Linked DNA regions of Mus musculus: region 2 is linked to region 1. A link is a loop called in an ENCODE intact Hi-C map of the cell type or tissue named here. Cell type or tissue: heart. All regions are shown on one strand. Links, peaks and the distances in the headings refer to the core of each region. The heading gives the core; the rest is flanking DNA. Region 1 overlaps Gm35223 (a long non-coding RNA gene). Region 2 has its middle 44 kb from the start of Gm17695.

What was found. A loop is a pair of places that touch in the nucleus more often than their neighbours do. Peaks named below come from ENCODE experiments on the same cell type or tissue, not always from the same donor. Only the 100,000 strongest peaks of a DNase experiment are listed, where the experiment ranks them.
Region 2: it touches region 1 in a loop (8-fold over the local background); 34 of 42 quality-filtered maps call a loop at or near these places.

What each region holds. Positions count from the first base shown.
Region 1 is chr5:28,091,296-28,096,675 of GRCm38, forward strand. The region is part of intron 1 of Gm35223 (a long non-coding RNA gene); the gene reads right to left. Among named protein-coding and RNA genes, the nearest start is that of Insig1, 23 kb to the left of the region's middle. In heart, for the core only: CTCF peaks have their summits at 1,224 (motif pointing right) and 2,848 (motif pointing left); a DNase peak (open chromatin) is centred at 2,846; H3K27me3 peaks cover 1,469 bases.
Region 2 is chr5:27,992,879-27,998,258 of GRCm38, forward strand. No RefSeq gene overlaps it. Among named protein-coding and RNA genes, the nearest start is that of Gm17695, 44 kb to the left of the region's middle. In heart, for the core only: no CTCF peak of the experiment used is centred there; a DNase peak (open chromatin) is centred at 2,503; H3K27me3 peaks cover 466 bases.

The DNA.
Region 1 (5,380 bases), core at 265-5,264:
ATCAGGTAGGGAGTAGCCCCTCTAGCAAGAGGACCCCCCCCAATAATATGGGTCACAGAACAGAGGGTATGATGATTCTTGGTTGTGTAACAGGCAGAAGTATTTGATGAGGTTCCAAGCTGAAGTCCATGAACAGGGTTCAGGGTCACAGTCTTCCCCTTAAGCTAGGGACATGGAATGCATCTGCCACTATGTTACAGGATAAAATGCATCTGTTGACAAATGACCCCTGGTCACATGTGGTTGTGCCTAGTGACAGGGTCTTTAAAGAGGTAAAAATGTGACGAGCCCTAATCAATGCAACTGGTACTCTTGTATGAAAAGATGAGGACACAGACATGCATTGGTGTGACCACGAGTCACAAACAGAAATGACCACCTAGGAACTAAAAGAGAGAGGCCTCTCGGGTAGCAGCCCTGTCCACACCTTGGTTTTGGAGTTGCATACTCCAGAACTATGAGAGATGAATGGACCTAGCCACCAAAGCAAACCGATACATACTTCTCCGGATGCTGCTGCTCTGAGGAGAAAGCCTACAGTGGCTCCAAGTGAGTTGAGAGATGAGATAGCCTAAGTTAAGAAATGAGATAGCCTGGGTGCGCTCCCACCTTACTCCTACGGAGGAAGGGATGACCCAGATGGATGGGTAGTCTCCCAGAAGTGTGTGAGTCTGCTAACCATGGGAACTGCAAGCATTGTTGTGATCTGGTTAGTGATGACTGTGATACAGACAATGCCACTGCCTGCCTCACTAACGAGAATCGCAAAAATATAAGACATGTTTAAGAAATTGTTTCTTGCCAGGTGTGGTGATGCATACTTTTAATCCCAGCCCATGGGAGGAAGAGGAAAGCAGATCTCTGTGAGTTCAAAGCCAGGCTGGTCTATATAGAGAGCTCTAGAACAGCAGAATAATATAGAGAGACCCTGTCTCAAAAAAAGAAGAAGAAAAGGAGGGGGGCTCTTAAGGCTGGGAAGATGGCTCCTCAGTGGTTAAGGGAGACTACTGCTCTTACAGGACCCAGGTTTGGTTCCCAGCACCCACATCATGTGGTGCACATGTGCCTATACCTCCAGCTCCAGGAGTGTCTTATTTAGGGTTTCCATTGCTGTGAAGAGACACCATGACCAAGGCAACATTTTCTTTAATTCTTTTGTTTGTTTTTTAAGGTTTACTCATTTATTATGTATGCAGCATTCTACTTGCGTGCATACCTGAATGCCAGAAGAGGGCGCCAGATCCAATTGCAGATGGGTGTGAGCCACCATGTGTTTGCTGGGAATTGAACTCAGGACCTCTGGAAGAACAGACAGTGCTCTGACCTCTGAGCCATCTCTCCAGCCCTCCAGAGCAACTCTTATAAAGGCAAACATTTCATTGGGGCCGACTTGCAGTTATGGAAATTTAGTCCATTATCATGGTGAGAAGCATGCTGCATGAAGGTAGACTCCATGCTGGAGGAGCTGAGAATTCTACATCTTGATCAGAAGGCAGCAAGGAAGAGATTGGATGTGTTTCACACTGGGCCTAGCTTGAGCATTTAAGACCTCAAAGCCCCACCTCCACAGTGACACACTTCCTCTAAGAAGACCACACCTCCTCCAATAAGGCCACACTTCCTATGGCCTCTTCAAACCACCACAGGGGGATCTGAGACCTTGGGGATTCACATTACTCAGAGAGACACATATATGCATGTATAATTTAAAACTTAAAACCTAATCTTTTTTTAAAAAATAAAAATAAATAAATTGCCATCTTACAGGAGAAGCTTGATACAGCTTGGTGGGTAGAGAATTCTAGAAAGTTCCTCCATCGGCCGATGCCTTCCTCCCACCTCACAATAGGTGAGGGGACCCACTTGGGTACAGCAGTTGGGCACAACACTAGTGTCAAAGCTGTTGCTTTTCCTGTGGGGGATCAGCAACAGCAGGAAGCTATGCTGACCTGGGTTCCTTACCCACTGTTGGTTTTAACTTTTGCATTGTTGATAGGTGGCAGCTGGGTTGATAGGTGGCAGCTGGGTTGATAGGTGGCAGCTGGGTGTGCAGCTTTGCTGGTAGAGTGCTTGCTTAGCATACACAAAGCCAGGGATTCCATCCTCAGCACCACGTACACCACAGGTGGTGATATTTGTCTGCAATCCCAGCAGCTGATAGATAAGGCAGGAGGGTCAGAAGGTCAAGGCCATCTTCAGCCACACTGGAGTTCAAGGATAGCCTGAGCAAGAAAGCCTGCCTGTCTTATAAAAGGGTGAGGCATATGGTCAATGTCTTATTCTTTGATTTTTTTTCTTTTATTATGATTAATTATGTCTATGTCTATGCTCCTGTGATTGAGTGCAGGTGCGTATGGAGGCCAGAACAGCTACTCTCTATGGAACTAGACATGCGTGCTGGGAACTGAACCCAGGTTCTTTGCAAAAACATTGTGTGCTCTTAACTACCAAACCATCTCTTCCAGCTCCATTTTAATTATTTAAGAAGTTCCTCCAGGGCAGTTCCTGGAAAACGGTTTTGCAGTCTGGGGGTTGGGGAAGCATCCCTGTAGCAATCTGTACTATGTTGAAGAGGGGGCATCTGATCAAAGGGCCTCTCTTTGTGCCCTGTGCCACACAGGGGTAGCACGGGGGGGGGGGGGGCAGTTATTGACTAGACTGAGTACAAGGCCAATCTCTTTCCAGGAGAGAGGTGACACTTAGGCCTACCTGTTCTTCATGCAGATGTGTGTATACAGCAGCAAACTCCTGATTCCCTCTGTTACAGCTTCAATTGCGTTGAGAGGACCTCTTAACCTCAGGTTTCCACATTATTGTTTTCAGAACACAGCATCAGCGCCCCCTGGTGGCCACAGTAGGCACCCTTGTTCCGTCCCCAGCTGGGAGCCAGAGCAATTTTTAAAAGGCAAATCTCATCAATGGGAGGAGAGGCCCTTGGTCTTGCAAAGATTCTATGTCCCAGTATAGGGGAATGCCTGGGTCAGGAAATGGGAGTGGGTGAGTTGGGGAGCAGGGGGAGGAGAGAAGGGGGAGAGTATAGGGGATGTTTGGAGAGGAAACTAGGAAAGGGGACAGCATTTGAAATGTAAATGAAGAAAATATCTAATTTATCGTAATCTGTTTTCTCTGCTACATCGGAGCCAACCTAGTCTCATGCTGTGTGTTCACTGGAGGTTCTGTGGCTGTGATCCAGCTTGCTGGAAATGGGAGGAGCCAACAGATACATGATCAGTATCACAAAGCAACAGGTCAGATGTAAAGGCTATGGAAATAGACATGAGATACACCAGACTTGTCCCAGCCGCCTCACAAGCTGTCACTGGCCACCAGCACACACCCTTGGGCAGCCAGTTGTTCCTCTAACAGTGCAAGGAAGCCAGCCACATCAAGGAAGCATCCCACCTGGCCAGCCAACACCCCAGAACACAACCAGACATGAATACTCACAAAAGAATCTTTTTTAAAAGTGTTCAGAATATGTCACAATCTTGACTTTGTTATACCTGGGTGTTGTAGTCCTAAACCAAACATGACCCTGCCTGTCCTAAAACAACATAGATGTGTCAGATATACGAGGGAGCACCATATACTGATCGAGGGAGCACCATATACTGATCGAGGGAGCACCATATACTGATTGAGGTGAAGCCGTCATGAACCAGGAGCCACCAGAAGGTGGAGGGAGGCCGGAGACAACGTCTTAGCATTTTTCCTGGCATGGCCAACACTTTGACTCTGGGCTTCCAGCCCCTGGCATATGAAGAGGCAGTGTCCCTTGTGTAAGCCAGGTTGTCCATGACCCTTGTTAACAACAGTACCTGGAAATGGATCTGCCTCACCCCAACACCTACCACCCTAACACTCTTGCCAGTTTCTGGGTCCATTTGTAGGTGTAGTGGGAGTGTGGCAGAGGATAAAATAGAAAGGGCCAGCAGGTACCCAAGACCATAATGGGAGGACCTAGTGGACTGATAGCATTTCCCACCCAAGCATGCTCAGACAGCCTCAGCTGAGACATAGCCATGCTGTTGACCCCTCTCCTCCACTCTGGCCAAAGATTCTCTTTCTAGGTTGAAGAGCCTCTGCAGCACTTCCTGGTCTTGGGTTGTGGGAGTGCCTCCTTTTTTGCTGGCAGTACAGTGTTGTGCCTGATACACCAATGATATTAATTATGCCATTTAGAACCTTCTAGAATCCCTTGAGTTCCTCCCTCTTCTTCTCCTTCCCTCTTCTCTCTTCCCCCCTCCTCCTTTGCTTCCTCCCTCCTTCGGTTCTCCTCCTCTCTTCATCTTTCTCTTCCTCTTCTCCTCCTGTCTTCCCTTCCTCCTCCTCTTCTCCTTTTCTCTTCCTCTTTCTCCTCTTCCCCTTCTCTCCGCCCCACTGTCACTGATACTCCTTACTATTTTTATTTAAATTGTGTTCAGGAAACCAAAAACTTCTCCTGGAAACAGAGCTCTCCAGTGGACTGGGAAGGGCAAATGTCTCTCCAGGTTGTTACAACACAAATGACCACATGAACAGAGAAGCTGTGTGGCCCACATGGCTCCCCTGACTCTGCAGTTCCCTCTGTCCCTGTCCTTCATGCTCTGCCTGGCACCACTTCCGTGACCATCATTTCGTGCTCTGTCTAGAGTGACCTGTGCTCACATGAAGAACATTCTCCTGTCTGTCTTTAGGGCTCTGCCTCAGCCCCAGGATGCTGCCTGTCTTGCTCATCACATCTGGCCTCACTCATGGTAAGTATGTCATGGACTCTTGTTGAATAAATGGTAATGCTTCCAACCAAGTTCCCAGTGTTTGAAATTGTGGGTGTTGATGTAGACATGTTAAAGAGTGCTGCTGTGCTCGGAGGCATGCACCTTGGAATGGAAGGATGGTGCAGAGTCCCTGCCCACACAGGATTTAAGCCATAGTGAATGGCTAGCCATCTTAAGTATAAGCATGCTTCCCCAGCCTGTCCACGAAGGATAACTTGGAAGACAAGAAAAGTGCAAACACATAGCACTAGAAATTTGAGCAAGTGGGGGTGAGCATCTCCAACAGGAAAGGAGACAAAAGGATAACAAGACAAACATCCACTACAATCTTCCTTATGGGCTGGCCCACATCACAGCTCTTCAAATCCTTAACAGTGGCACCCCTGGATCACAAACTGCAAAGCAAATTACACAGCCTTGGTTTCTGGACTGGGTTACTTTTCTTCTATTTGATAAAGTAAGACTCTTCTGAGGTGTTCCCACAGCCCTGAAGTGTTCTCAAAGCCCAGGCCCTAATTTACCACAGAAGGGAAAACATACAGGGGAAGGCCCCACTACAATAGGACCACAGATGTGGACCCTGGGCTTCCTAGAACCTAGCCTGAGCACTGGGCTCACTATAG
Region 2 (5,380 bases), core at 244-5,243, 98 kb before region 1:
ATCTATCTGTACCTCTAGTACCTTTCTCTGTACCTAACCTCTGTGGTTCTATGCATTGTGGCGTGGTTATCATTTGACTTAACAGCTAGCATCTACATATAAGTGAATACATACTATGCTGCCTTTCTGGGCCTGGGTTACCTCACTCTGGTGGATTTTTTTTTCTAGTTCTATCTACCTGTGAATTCCATGACATCATTTTTAAACAGCTGAATTGTGTAAATGTACCACCAAGTGAGGGAAGAAAAGTAAACACAAAGCCAGCTACAAACCCTCAGATCTACAGTTGTGTCCTGCCTGCAAGACACACTGTCTACTAGTGGCACAGAGCTCATGGGAGTAACCAACCATTGTCTGATTAGATTGAAGGCCTAGTCCATGAGATTAAACCTGAGACTAGATAGCCCAGGGACATAGGGAAAACCCAATCAGTACTATTCTGCTAAAAGAGCACACTCTTAACAACATTCTGCTATACTCATTGATCAATGCATCACTCAGCCATCATCAGAGAAGCTTCCTTCTGCAGTAGATAGGAACAAATACAGAGACCTACAAGAGAACTAAGTGGAGAGAGAGAGAGAGAAGAGAGAGAGAGACCTTGGAACATTCAGTCCTAAATGGGATGTCTCCATCAAATCCCTCCCACCAGAGTTCAGGGAATCCTGGGGAAGAGGAGGTAGAAAGATTGTAAGAGCCAGAAGGGATGGAAGACACCAAGAAACAAGGCCTTCTAAACACAGAACTGACACACAGATGAATTCACAGAGACTGACAGTGTGCACGGTTTAAGCCTACATGGGGGCCCAGCATTGAGAGGGGAAGTGAACACATGCCCCCATCGCTAAGCCAGAAACTCTCTCCAAGTAATTACCACTGGCAAAGGAAGAATTAATTTTATCCAACAGACTCTCACTGAGTATACAAACTACTCTTAGGGCTAGGTCCAATGCCCAGAAGTAGCCTACACACACACACACACACACACACACACACACACACACACACACATCAATGGCAGTTTTGGAGGTTCTTTGTCTCTTATTTCTTTGGTTGTGAGACTAGCCTTTAATGGCTAAGTCATCTCTCTAGCCCTTATCTCATAATTCTTTGAGCAGTCTTCATCTTCACTGTTGTATTCGTTCACTGTTGTATTCGTCATCCACGTTATCATCTCCCACTCCTTCTCCTTCTTCTCTTTCCCCTCCCTCTCTTCCCCCTCTTTCCTTACAGGTCTTTTGCACGTATATGCAAATGTATATGCAAATGTATATGCATGTTGGTTTCTAGTGCTATGTTTTATGGAACTTCTGTGTGTGTGAATGTGTACATCTTGGTACTTTTTTGTTTGCTCTTTTGGTAATTTGTTTGATTCAACCTACTCATGTTTGTTTGCTTTTATTTAATCTTATTTTTTATTACCTTGTAGGTGTCTATTTGTATTCTACTGAGAGAAAAGGGTATAGATTTGGGTGGGTAGGGAGTCAGAGAGAATATGGGAGGAGTTGGGGTAGGGGAACCATAATCAGAATATATTGTATGAAAAATATTTTAATTAAAAATATACTTAAGGAAAATAAACTATAGCTCACCTTACTTCTGATTCTGACAGATTTCCATTTGGTTCTTTTATGTATAGAATTTGTATAAAGATCAGAGTGTTCAACAAGGCCATAAGCCACAGTAGACTAAGGCAGCCCAGAGCCAGATTCTGGAAGCAAGTGCTGGGTCTCTGAACCAGTGGTGCTGACCTGTGTTCCCCAACTCCAGGACTAGCTAGACACTCTGTGTCTGCTGCTTCCTGGCTGGCAAGGTGCCCTTGACCACCTGTGGTAATTTCCAGACCTCAGCCCTCTCAGTCACAAGACGCCTTACTGTCTCTGAAAGCCAGCTTGAAGACATCATAATGACGGGCCTTCCCTAACCCTTCTCCAGCCCCTTGAAAAATGTTACGCGGCATTGGTCGGTTTGTCCCTCCAACAAACAAATAGGTCCCACCTGCCAACTTGCAGGCGCTCCTACATGGCCTCAATAGCCAGCAACTCATGTGCACCTGTTCCCAAGGATGGAACCCTCATCCCACAGGACTGTAGTCTTGCAATAAAAAGAGGTATTCACAATTCCCTATGGAGCAGGGACCTTCAGGAAGAGCCCATCCTTGAGCTAGAACTTCAGCTGCAGAGGTGCGGAAGGTGAGTGTCTTGTTAAGTCACCCGGACAAAATGCCAGATGAGCAGATGAGCTGTCATCTTGTGGTTGGTGGAGAAGACCTGGCCTTCCAGGAAGACCTTAGAACAGTTATTATTCTAAGCCAGTGTCTCACAAAAGGAGATCCCTGGCTAATAGCACCTACACGGTGAGATAAATGGACACTAGACACAACTGACCTCTCATTGCCCTTCCCCTCAGGCCTCTTCCCTCCCACTTCAGAGGATGCTCTGAGAAATGTTCACAGGAAGGTCAGGCCAACCTAGGCAAGACTCTACACTACCAGGAGTGGTCACTAGGTGGCACCAGCACCCCTGAGCGAGCCACAGGTTCTCTTCAAGGCTGGGTTCTAGTGAAGGGAGTAGGGGGGTGTGATTTTAAGCCTGGTAAATTTAAATAGACAAAAGTGTAAATTGCCTTTCCTTTATCTAGAGTTATTGTTCTGGTAGGACTTCTAGGCACTGGCTGTGAGTGTTGGGCCCTAATTGTAACACATTCCAGCGGTAAATTGTGCAGTGTTCTAAATGTAAAATACACTCAGAGTTTGTATCAAGAGTGATACAAGAAGAACAGACTCTTATCTATCTCGATGTTGACCACATTGGGTTGTGATTTTTCTGGTCTAGTCACCTTGCTCTTCCCATGGAGGATCCTTCAGCTCGTTGGCATCTGCTCCTGACATGCCAATGTGCAGGTGCCCTCAGCAGAGTGGATAGTGTCTGCCTGGGGGTGGTGGTATCTCCAAGGTAGTGTTCCATTTCCACGAGGACCTCTTAGAGTGACCCCTGACCTGCAGACTCACTGGTGATGGCATCCTATGATTGCTCATCTGACCATTTCACTGCCTGGTAAATAAATCCCACACAGATCAGTGCTAAGAACACGTCCTGATCTTCCAGAAGGCAGAGTTCAGGTCCCAGGGTTCAAAACCTCCTGTAACTCAAACCCAAGGGCATCTGACAGCCATCTATACACATGTGGCACACACTCCATGCCAACACGCTGCTTCACTCATCCCTTGCCTCGGTGTCACTACAACAGTGCCCTGCTGTGCTGCTCCTTGTCCCTTGGAGAACATCCTCTTGGCAGGCTAGCAGCAGGCTGTGTCTGACCTAACATCCTTGCGACCATCTGGCTGGTCACATGCTGGCTTCCAGCAACCAAAAGCCTAAAAATGTCGCCAGACACTATTGAGGTTTACAGTGCTTTTCTGTAAACCCACCTGTCTGATATTCCTGCTGATATATTGGGAAAGTGTCTGGTCATGACTTTCTTCCTTCTGGAACTATAAATCTTCTACTGGAACATGGTATTTGGGGCAATCTGTGTTCCAGGGGGGGCACGGTCATCTATATTTTGCTCCAGAACAAACAAACAAGGGCTGCACTTTGCATCAACACCTTTAATATAAGAGCTGTATTAATTTCCAGAGAAGAAAGTGAAAACAGATGCTTCGATGATGTATGTCCATAAAAAAAAAAAAGAAAGGCTTTGAAAACTGCATGAGACGAAAGGAAGGAGGGAAAGAAGGAAGGAAGGAAGGAAGGAGGGAGGGAGGGAGGGAGGGAGGGAGGGAGGGAGGGAGGGAGGAAAACTTGACAGTGTAGAAGTGAACTCAAAGTTACCAGGTGGAGGCTGAGGAACCAAGTGTGTACCCCTCCCCCATCATTCTCTCCGGACCTAAAGCTCACTGTTACCTTCGGAATCGATGCAGTTTCCTTTACTATTAAGGATTGAGAGAAACCAACACAGCAGCATCAGGACCAGCATGGCAGCTGAGACGGGGCACTACATTTCTTAGGGAGATCCAAACAAACATCTCTTCCCCTCAGACAAGGCCCCTCTAATGCACTAACGGAGTCCACGCAGAGATAACTTGGTGGAGCAATGAGCTCGCTGCCCTTACCTAAAGGAGCCTGAGTTCAGTGACACACTTCCTCCAGCAAGGCCACAGCATCTAAACCTCCTCCAAACACCAACAACTGGGCACCAAACATTCAAACCACCACAAGGATAACCTGCTTTCTTCCTGGAAAAACAAATAGGACCAACCCTGAAACAGCTGTTGAAAGGCACCTGTTTCTCTCCTTCTGAGCCACTGTGTACAGTCCCAGAGGACATCAGTCTCACTGGATTCTGGAAGTGTTGTCTGTGAATTGCCGAGTTCACATATGGCAGCTCATCTGATCCACCGAGGCCCTGGGGCAAGGGAATAAAGCTGCCTCTGTTTCACTTCTCTGCCCTGTGGGCCTGGGGTGACAGGCAGGGGGTCGGAGTAGAGTGCGCGTCTTTTGCTGTGATAAAATACCCTGATCAAAAGAGGGAGAAGGGGGTTTGCTCACTGCTCGAATTTCCAGGTTATAGTCTATGAGGGAGGGAAAGTCAAGGGAGGAGGAACTTGAAGCAGCTGGTCACCTGTGGTTAGTAGCAGAGGGCATGACTGCACACATGCTGCTGCTCTCTTGTAGGAGAGCCTTTCCTCTTTACACAGTCCAAGGCCCAAACCCAGGGAATGGTACTTCCAAGTTTAGGCTAGGTCCTAGGTCCTCCCACATTGGTTAAGGAAACCCAGATAATCTCCTACTGACAAGCTCATGGGCCAATCTGATGTAGCTGGCCTCTCTGATTAATGGGGGAACTCTTTGTTAGTCCTCCAATCTGGATGTCTTCTAGAAACCTCCAACTAGCCTACATTGAGGTCAGTGCCTTGCTGAAATGGCCAGACACACTCGGTGGAGACACCGAAAACTTGGGCATGTGTGGGAGCACGTACTCAGGCTCACCTCCATTGTCCCACCAAGTAAACAGTAACTCGGTGTTGAGATATCGTCAATATTTACCTCTCGAGTTGATATAACCTGGTGTTTACGTCTGTGGTCCACTGAATGGCTTTCTCACTAGCTATCATTACCCACATAGCCCCAGCATGGAGGTCAGCGAAAAGCAGCAGGTCACAGACCCCTCACAGAGTAGAGATCATTGGGACTGCCTTTGCTCTTTGACCTCATAGTTCCTGGGTGGTTCTGAAGGTCCTATCACCTATCAGTGACACTAACTGGCCTCTAGTTGAATGTGAGAAGCATAGAGTGTGTGTAGGTGCTGCCTAAGCTTACTAATGGCAGAAATTGGAGGAGACAGCTTTCTAGTTCAATGGAGTAAATAACAAACTGAC